Linked DNA regions of Homo sapiens: region 2 is linked to region 1. Evidence: chromatin contacts called from ENCODE Hi-C or POLR2A ChIA-PET data. All regions are on one chromosome and are shown on one strand. The core of a region is the stretch at or near the end of the contact, and the rest is flanking DNA. Distances in the headings are between cores, read along the strand shown. Region 1 overlaps LINC00578 (long intergenic non-protein coding RNA 578). Region 2 overlaps LINC00578 (long intergenic non-protein coding RNA 578).

Region 1 (4,421 bases), core at 955-3,454:
TCCCTTTGAGGACTTTTGACCAAAAAAGGGGCTCAAGGCCTGGCCCACACAAGTTAAGAATACTCCATTGAAAAAGGAAGAAAATCTCAGTATATAGTCCTCATATTTTTGCACTTGAGGGTTCAAATAATGATAATACAACCAAATCCTGAATGACTCAAAGATGTTCATATAACCACATAAATGTGTATTTTTGGGAACTGGGCATAATGTTAATATGTGAAATTGTGGCTAATCCAATGTTCCAATTCTGGCCTTGGATCTCTGCCTCTGTGTCCCTTTGGGCTTCCGCCTGGCTCCATTCTGCCTCCCTTCATTCCTGGCACAACTCTATTGTTTTCTAGTCCAGAACTTGATGTGGTCCTTGCAAATCAGAGAGCCAGATGGACAGGGAAGGAGGTAATATTGAGCCATCTCATTTGTCCTCACAGCATCCGTTTGAGGTAGAGAAGGACAGGAATTAAAAATGACATTATAGATAGACACACTGAAGCTCTGAGAAATCAAGTGCCAAGATGGTGGTGACTGGAGATGAAAACCTAAGGCTTCTAACAGCCAGCCTGAGACTCTCAGACTACATGAAGCTGCTAGCATACAACAGGAAAACAGTAAAGCTCGGTTAATAGTTTTCTTAAAATAATCAGTAGACCACATCCTAGCTAAACATAATGGGAAAATAGACAATATTTCTCTCTCTTTGTTGCATTTTTCAAGCTAGATTTTCTTTTTTACATCCCCTGCCTGGTCAAAAGCATCTGGAAAAGCAGCCAAGCCAGTGCCCACTGTTTCCCTTTTGTTCTCACAAAATAGAATTGCAAACTGAGATTATGCATACAACCTCCTGAGAGTGCAACTGTCCATCCCTGAAGCTGTCTCTCAGCACTGAGCCAGCCCAGTCGGCACCACTGGGCACCAGGCTCTGCCAGGGAAGGGTTTCAATACAAACATCAGGCAATGTGGGCTGCCAACCCAGGCTTCATCACTAAGTGCTGTCCACGTGTTCTGTAGAGACTTCTATGGAGGGGGCTATTTTCTTCTAGAAATATTGCTGGTAAAAAAGAGTCAATACCAGGACTTTAGTATCCTTGTGTAGCTCATGTCTATTTCAATGCTCTTGGATTTCTTCCTCCCAATTGTTATTGTCTCTCCTAGAAGCTTCCTACATTGAACCTTGATGACAGAAAATTGTAATGGAAAGAAAAATCTCTGGCCTGAGAGCTCTAAGACCTGGGTTCTTTTTAATGTATCTACGAACACATTCTATTGCTAGGCCGTTTATCTGGCAGTATGATCTGTCCTAGGGAAATTTTATTCTTAATTAAAAACATTGGTTTTAACCTCAAGGAACTTCCAATCTAATTTAAAGAGACAAGGCGTATGTAATTGTTCCTTAGTTAAAAAATTAATATTTGCAAAATGACTGTTGGTGGTCTAAGGGTTGCTTTTGTCTACCAAGTTAATTCAATTTCAGTGATTTTTTTAATTTATTGTTTACCCTTACTGAATTGCCTTGTTTTAATCTTTGTGGTACAGCCATTGCCAGCTGTAGACTTTCAGTGCTGAAGGTACTTGGAGTTCAGCTCTTTCTTTTTGCAGACAAGGGCACTCAGATCCAGAGACATCAATGCTCTTGCAAGTGTATAAGACACATCCTCTTCCAAATGTATAAAAAACTCACCTGCATCTAATAAGTCATAGTTACTGACTGAACAAGGATGCAAAATACTGAATTGCTTTCGGGCAGCCATGTCTACAAAAGAGAAAATACATTATTTTGTTCCTATAAATGTAGTATAATGCATCTCCAGTAGATAATTAGAAATTTTAATATATAGTAATAATCTGGAAAAGATAAATTTTAAAGAAATACCAGTTATGTCTGTGCAGACAGCATAACTGTTCACTTTCAATAAACATATGATGAAAGTACATAAAATGCCCCCATTCTTCTGTGAAATTATGTATGCAAATGCATCTTATACACCAAAAAATAATTGCAGTAACCTTTTAAATCTCATATAACCAAAGTGGCCTTTGCAAACACTCCTTGCCCCTTCAGAAATAATCACTTGTAAACAATACTCAGAATTAACAGGATTTCAAAGTTTTTTTCCTCTATTACTAAAAAAAAGCCATTGCAGAGAGGGCAAGGAGCTGGTGGGTGGGGAGTGGGAAGTCTCAGAGTTAAGCGCTACTGCTGCCAGAATTCCACACCCAGTGGCTGGTTAGTGACTCAATGTTGAGGGCAATTGAGACAGAATCTCAGCTGGTGCTAAAAAAAAAAAAAAAGGAGTGCAAATCTGCTCTCAGCAAGTAACAGCCTCCATTTTAACTTGGACCAACTGGGTGGAACTGCCCTTCCTTCCTAACCCACACAGTCCTCTGCTACACTTGACTTTCTTTTTATTCTGAATTTACCAGTGAAAAACACAGATGGGGGCTGGGAAGCACAGTGGGAACTGCCCCAGGCTGCACTCCAGGCCCCAGACCTGAATGGGAACTATGTCATTAGTCCATACATTGCTCTCTGGGTTTTCCTTGGCTTGTAAAGTACTTTTTGACTTATATACATTAAAAACAAAAAACAAAAAAACAGCTTGGTGTTGAATTGGGCAGCAGACCTGTCTGTTTGCTCAGCTTGATCTAAATTGGCTTTTGGTTGAAACTTCAGGTGGCTTTTCAGTTTGTCTATGCGCCTCACCCTCCAGGAAGACAACTTAGCCCCTATTTAGCATTTTTGCTGACAGAGAACCAGCAGGCTTGCTGTTTGAACCTACATTTGAATGTACTATTTGGCCAAAAAAATTAGAAAAAAATCACTCCTTTTAGATTTGTTGGATTTGGTTGCTTTATTTTTGGCCCAAATGCTCCTCTGTCATATTGTTTTACATTTCTCTGTAATTCACTCTTTTGTGGCTCTTTCAGCAGAATTCTCTCTGCATTGTCAGCTTTTATGAACAAATGGGAGACAGTTTGAATTATGAATAGAGTGTTCATCCATCACAATCCAGTGACAGGCAACACCTATAGACTGTCCACAGCACACAGATACTACCTCCATGGAAGACTGATTTTAAAAACAAAATTATCCCTTAATCTCTTAAATCAATCAAACCTTCACACTTAGTAGTTAGTGTGTCAATGATGAACATATGTATCCTCCTAACAAAGTAATAATCATTACAGTGCAGGTGCAATATTATATATTAATATCATCAGTTCAAAACTTTACACAGTGTATTAAGGAGAAAAAAATAGAAAACTAGCTTTCTTTTCTATGTTAATTTCAAACAACATTTTTCTTTAAAATTAATTTTGGGATTCTGTATTTGACTTAATGTAAATTAAAAAAATTTGGGATAACTTAGAGGTTCATAAAAATTGCCCTTTACAAAATTGCTGGGGTAGTTATGGTTGTATACTGATCTAGCTTAGAATTTATGAGGGAAACCAAGTGGAATGAGTGGATGGACAGACACAATTAAAGAATTACTGCTGTTAAAGGAAAATTAGAGCTTGACAATGAAGTGGCCCAAACAGGTTTTATTCAGGAACTATTGTAATAGGAGAAAAGAGATCTCAGTAGAGAACTGGGCTCAATTTTGAATACAGCTTGGACAAGTGGGGATTTATAGCCAAGAAGCAGGGTAGGGGTGAGTGGATGGAAAATACTATTAGGAAACAGCAGCGGTAGGGAGGGTTTTGGTTAAACAGACCTACAAGGATTCTTGCTGAAGGCAGGCTAGGGTGATCAGGGTGGGGGATAAGGAATCTGAAAAGATGCTGAGAATGATCAGAGATCACAGGTGGAGAATTCTCTCTAAACTGACCATGATGGTTAATATTGAGTGTCAACTTGATTGGATCGAAGGATGCAAAGTATTGTTCCTAGGTGTTTCTGTGAGGGTGTTGCCAAAGGAGATTAACATTTGAGTCAGTGGACTGGGGGAGGCGGACCCACCCCCAATCTGGGTGGGCACCATCTAATCAGCTGCCAGTGTGGCTAGAATAAAGTGGAATGAAGAAGAAAGTGGAATGGGCAGACTTGCTGAGTCTTCCAGCCTTCATCTTTCTCCTGTGCTGGATGCTTCCTGCCCTTGAACATCAGACTCCAAGCTCCTCAGCTTTTGCACTGTTGGACCTATACCAGGTTTGGCAGGGGCTGTTGGGCCTTTGGCCACAGGCTGAAGGTTGCACTGTCAGCTTTCCTACTTTTGAGGTTTGGGACTCGGACTGAGCCACTGCTGTCTTCCTTGATCCTCAGCTTGTAGATGGCCTATCGTGGGACTTCACCTTGTGATCATGTGGGTCAATACTCCTTAATAAACTCCCCTTCATATACATCTATCCTATTAGTTCTGTCACTCTAAAGAACCCTAACTAATACAGTGACTTAGCAGGATTTTTGCTAAAATGGCATG
Region 2 (4,421 bases), core at 1,099-3,598, 41 kb after region 1:
TTGAGTTCAACTGTGAATACAGCATGAGTAAGTAGCGATTTATAGCCGAGAAACAGGGTGTGGGTCAGCGGATGGAAAATTACTAAAAGGCAACATCAGGGGTAAGGGGGATTCTGGCTAAGCCTAACTAAAAGGATTCTTGCTGAAGACAGCCGGTGTTATCAGATATTACCTGTGGCATCATGGAGGATGAGACACGTGATCAGATGTTGAGGGTGGGGAGGTCTTGCCAAACTGATTTGTTCATGCTCTTGCGAAAGCTGGATTTTACAAGGAAATGCACAGATAGGCCTAGGAGAAGGTTCAGGAGTCTAAGTTTGTTCAGCAAAGAATCTTTGTCACATCATCATAGAAAGTTTTATTCCACAGTGATACCTTAGGGCTTCCTTGGAGTTCTCTGCTGCATTGCTTTCATTTAGCCAGCAAGTGAGCAGACAGCCCTCCTGGTATGTTGAAGGACAGTAAGAAAGGGCTTTAGGATTTTTCTGCTTCTATATCATACTAGGCTCAGGGCCTAGTTATCAATAGATCAAAGGAGTATATTTTCTGACTATAGAAGATACAATATGATGTGAGTTCCTTAGGCTTGCTTTTTGATATTCTGCAAAATTATAGAATATGCTCTCTCTAGTTCTTGACATAGCCTGCTTTCGCGCCTATTTGCTGAAAAATGTTATTTGAATATCAGAAGCTGAATATTATTTTGTTTTTTCTCTTTGCTTTCCCTTTGTAACACTCTCCCCACCACTGGTGCAGGAGAAAGTCTCACTAAGCCTGGAGAGAAGGCACTTTAATATTTTTCACACTGTTATCCCTGTTAACACATCTTGCCTCAGTTGACAAATTTCTGCTTCTTTCACAGGGGTCAAACATCAGACTAAACGTGGAACAGTGTGCCTCAGACTAAGACTGCAATCATACAACGGAAATAAAATTGTTTTATTTAACCAATTAGTGACAAGGGAGCAATCAAGTTGTTTTCTTGGCACTGTGTATCCAATTCTATGACTATGATTTTCACCTTTGAAGAAGTTGCATTCTGTTTTCAGGAAGACAATCTTTGGTTGCCTTCCTCACATCATTTTCTGCCTTTTCAAAGTCATGACTAGCGAATATATTAGAAATTTTCTATATAAATCATAAATTTGCCTCTGAATATTATAACAATATTTTATTCATTTTCATACATCATTTGACTCTTCTGCCCTCATTATTTTGTTCTACTTTGATTGTATGTTTGGCCCAGAACACTGAGTGAAGGAGGCATGCAATTGCTGTTTTGAGGGTAACCAGCAGGCCAAAGTTAATTTACACTTGGTGGATTTCCAACTGCAGAGGAGTTGGTGAAATTGTCATTGGAGCTTTTATTTTGAAATATTATGCAGTTTTGTGCTACCACATGTTTAATAAGATTGAACTAACTGAGCACTTGCTACGTGCACAATAGAGAACTAAAAAAAAAAAAAAAAAGACCTGTCACATCACTATTTATTTCCTTCACGGCACTTATTGCATTATCTGATTCTCTTGTTTATTTACTTGTTTACTTACACATTGTCTGTCTTGCCCACTGGAAATGCAGACATTCTGCCCCTCTGTTTTTGTGGTTATAAATCCAGCACCTGGCACAGTGCCTACAACATAGAAAGGTTCAAAATATAGTTTGTTATCTGACAGAAAAAAAAGATGTTTATCTTCTCTGGTAAGAATGTTTTTCCTCTTTCAAATCTCCCATCTCATAAACTTTCCATTCCCAATCATCCTTTGGTTGGTTGAAGCAGCCATTTTCTCCTCTGATATCCCAGTGATGACTCTTAGTACTAGTCATTTGATGTATTATTATACACCAGTTTATAATGACTCTTTTATTCTCATTTAGTTTATGTTTCTCTTACATATCTCTGCACTGATACATGCAACAAGCATTTTGTGAAATGTCAAACACCTCTACAAGTATTGCTTATGATGACTGTTGTAAGCTCCTTGAGGTCAGTGGCGCTAGAATACAATTTCTCTTATTAAACCGTAGTGACTGATCCCTGTGTTATGTCGATGAATAATTAAAGTAGCAATGATTTTGTCTATATCTCTAGAGATGAGGACCAATCATAACCCCACCTCCAATTTGGAGATTATTCTCAACTGTATTTGCATCTTTATGTAAACCCCTCCTATTAGCTTCATCAAGAGGTTTTATCCCCTCCTCTTGGCTTTCAAACCAACATGAATTTTCAGCTGAATATAGGGCAGATTTGCTGTTCAGTGTCAACTTGCTTGAGGTGGGACTGGGAGCAATTCACTTGCTGAAGGAGACTACAGTGAAGTCTTCCAGAAACTCTGGGGAACTGGTCACATTCACAGGTCACAGGCTCTGACTCAGACGTGGCTTTGTCTAGGTTGTGGACTGCTGGAGTCTTTCCAGGAAGAGAACACCTTCCTTTTATCTTAAAACCATGCTGTGATTGCCCCAACATATTCCTGACTGCCCAAACCTTGTTAACTAGGCGAGCCAGATAGAATTTGAGTGCATGCTCATTAAGCATAGATGCTTGGATATACACATATACGTACAGCAAGGAGTCATGCCAGGAAAAGGTGCCAGACCCCAGTGCTGTGGAATTATACTGGATTTCTGTGGCAAAAGCATCATGGAAGACCCTTTTGCAAGGGAGTGGGCTTTGCCAGAGTTTTCATGCAGAGTCATAAGGATATTCCCTTTTAGCATTTGGCACCAGTTATTTTACACCAACTTGTGAAGCACAGTGCCAAGTTCTATTGCCTGGAATCTCCTTAAAGGTTTACTCAGATGTTGAAAGAAGCATCCAAAGTCATATTTTCTGTTGTTTATTCTTTTGCTTTTTTTTTCTCTTTGCAAATGAAAACCAGAGGTGTAAGTGTTCCATCCCAAAGGAGGAAGATTGTATCAAAAGCTATACCTCCTTCTGCTCACTCATACAACTCCCATGCACATCCCTTGGCTTTAATCACACAGCTTTCCACGCTGCTGACTATGCCAGGGCAACTCTGTTCTGCATGTCTGTATTGCTTCAGGGCACATTTCAGACCAGAACTGGATGGACTCACCTGGCTGGGTAATTTAGACATTTGTGGTTTGCAATGTTCCAGTGTGCTCCAAGCTATCCCAGCTTACTGGTTTCTTCCCAGGAAGTGGGAGAAGACTTTATCCATTTGTTTTCTGACAAGAGACATTATGGCCATAATTTAAGCAGTTTTCCAGAAGTTTGGCAGCAGAGGGTTACAATCTAGCAGGATTCGGTATTGCCTAAGCAAATTTGAATTTGTACTCTGGCTCACTCAGCCCATTTTAAACCCAGCAGCCTGGGGAGAATGAATCCTTATGAAATCAATGCGGTGGCTTCAGTTTCCTGTGGATGGCTTCCAGAAATGCTCCAGACATTGCTGAATGCTCTAGGTAGACTCTCAGTGCTTCGACCAAGGCACATTCAGACAAGCCTTTTTTGATTCACTACATATATTTCTGTTTAGAAGCGGCAAGGCTGAACTGATGACCCTGCAACGCGGTTTTGTTTCCCTCTCATTATCTATCTGGCTTCACAGGAAGTGAATGCTTGGCTGGTGAAGACAAAAAAGCTGTTCTCCAGCCTCATGCTTCATGGCTGGAACATAGCCAGTTTAGGCTTGTGAAGAGTCCATTAAAAACACACGGAGGCAGTTGAGGGATGGGATCTGTGTATGTACAGGTCTTTCAAACGTAGGCAGCCTATGTTTGGCTTATGGGGCTTGGAGGAGAGGCCTTCTTTGATGTGATTCTTGGATCACATATTGATTAAAAAAAAAACAACCAGAAGTCTAATACCCACTGTAATGCATCCAGCAGACAACCTCTTAGCATCTCTATAGAGACCTTTCCTCCTTTACTGGGTCACACTTAGGGCACATTTAGCTCTCAGATAACCTTAAATAACCCACAGTTCATTTCCTGTTGACTTCGTGTATCCTCTACTTCCTGAAAGGTTTTCTTCTTTTTTTTCAGTTGCCACTCATCGTTAATATGACATTCTCCAGGTCTTCTCCGCACTTCAGAATTCTCTTCTGGGCTTTTGAATGTTCTTGTTTTTTTGCTGAATTGTTTTTCCTGGGTTTTCATCTTCTCTTACCCTGTTCACAGTGGAGAGGGGACTACATTTCACCCCTGCTGTCTCAGAATGTTTCTCATGCTTAACATTCTATTTTCCTACTGACTTGGACAAATTGCATTATAACCTTTGATCTGGCACAGTTCAATCACATTTTGGCTGGAAATGTTTTACACATTAAAATGATGAAGGATGACTTTATTTGCCAGACAAAAGATGTTTAAAATGGAAAAAAAGAAAAAAAAAACTCAAAAAGGTCTTTCTGGAGCTACTGTATGAAAAAGACTCTTGAATATGTAAAAG

The links. A loop is a pair of places that touch in the nucleus more often than their neighbours do. ChIA-PET counts read pairs that join two places held with the same protein, here RNA polymerase II (POLR2A). Pooled maps may share reads with other maps.
Region 2: a loop to region 1 is called in a map of CD8-positive, alpha-beta T cell, with 2.8 times the contacts of the local background. The contact joins two enhancer-like sites. A Hi-C loop is called at or near these places in 7 of 168 maps with a recorded cell type or tissue (CD4-positive, alpha-beta T cell, CD4-positive, alpha-beta memory T cell, CD8-positive, alpha-beta T cell and 3 more) and 9 of 50 pooled maps. POLR2A ChIA-PET finds 5 or more read pairs at or near these places in 6 of 52 experiments (CD4-positive, alpha-beta T cell, CD4-positive, alpha-beta memory T cell, MCF 10A and 3 more).

The regions. Positions count from the first base shown.
Region 1 is chr3:177,552,871-177,557,291 of GRCh38, forward strand. All of the region lies in intron 2 of LINC00578 (long intergenic non-protein coding RNA 578), which reads left to right. Among named protein-coding and RNA genes, the nearest start is that of LINC00578, 110 kb to the left of the region's middle. Within about 2 kb of position 2,205, at least 2 of the 41 ENCODE cell types and tissues checked have a DNase peak (open chromatin) inside an H3K27ac peak, as active enhancers do.
Region 2 is chr3:177,594,068-177,598,488 of GRCh38, forward strand. All of the region lies in intron 2 of LINC00578 (long intergenic non-protein coding RNA 578), which reads left to right. Among named protein-coding and RNA genes, the nearest start is that of LINC00578, 150 kb to the left of the region's middle. Within about 2 kb of position 2,349, at least 27 of the 41 ENCODE cell types and tissues checked have a DNase peak (open chromatin) inside an H3K27ac peak, as active enhancers do.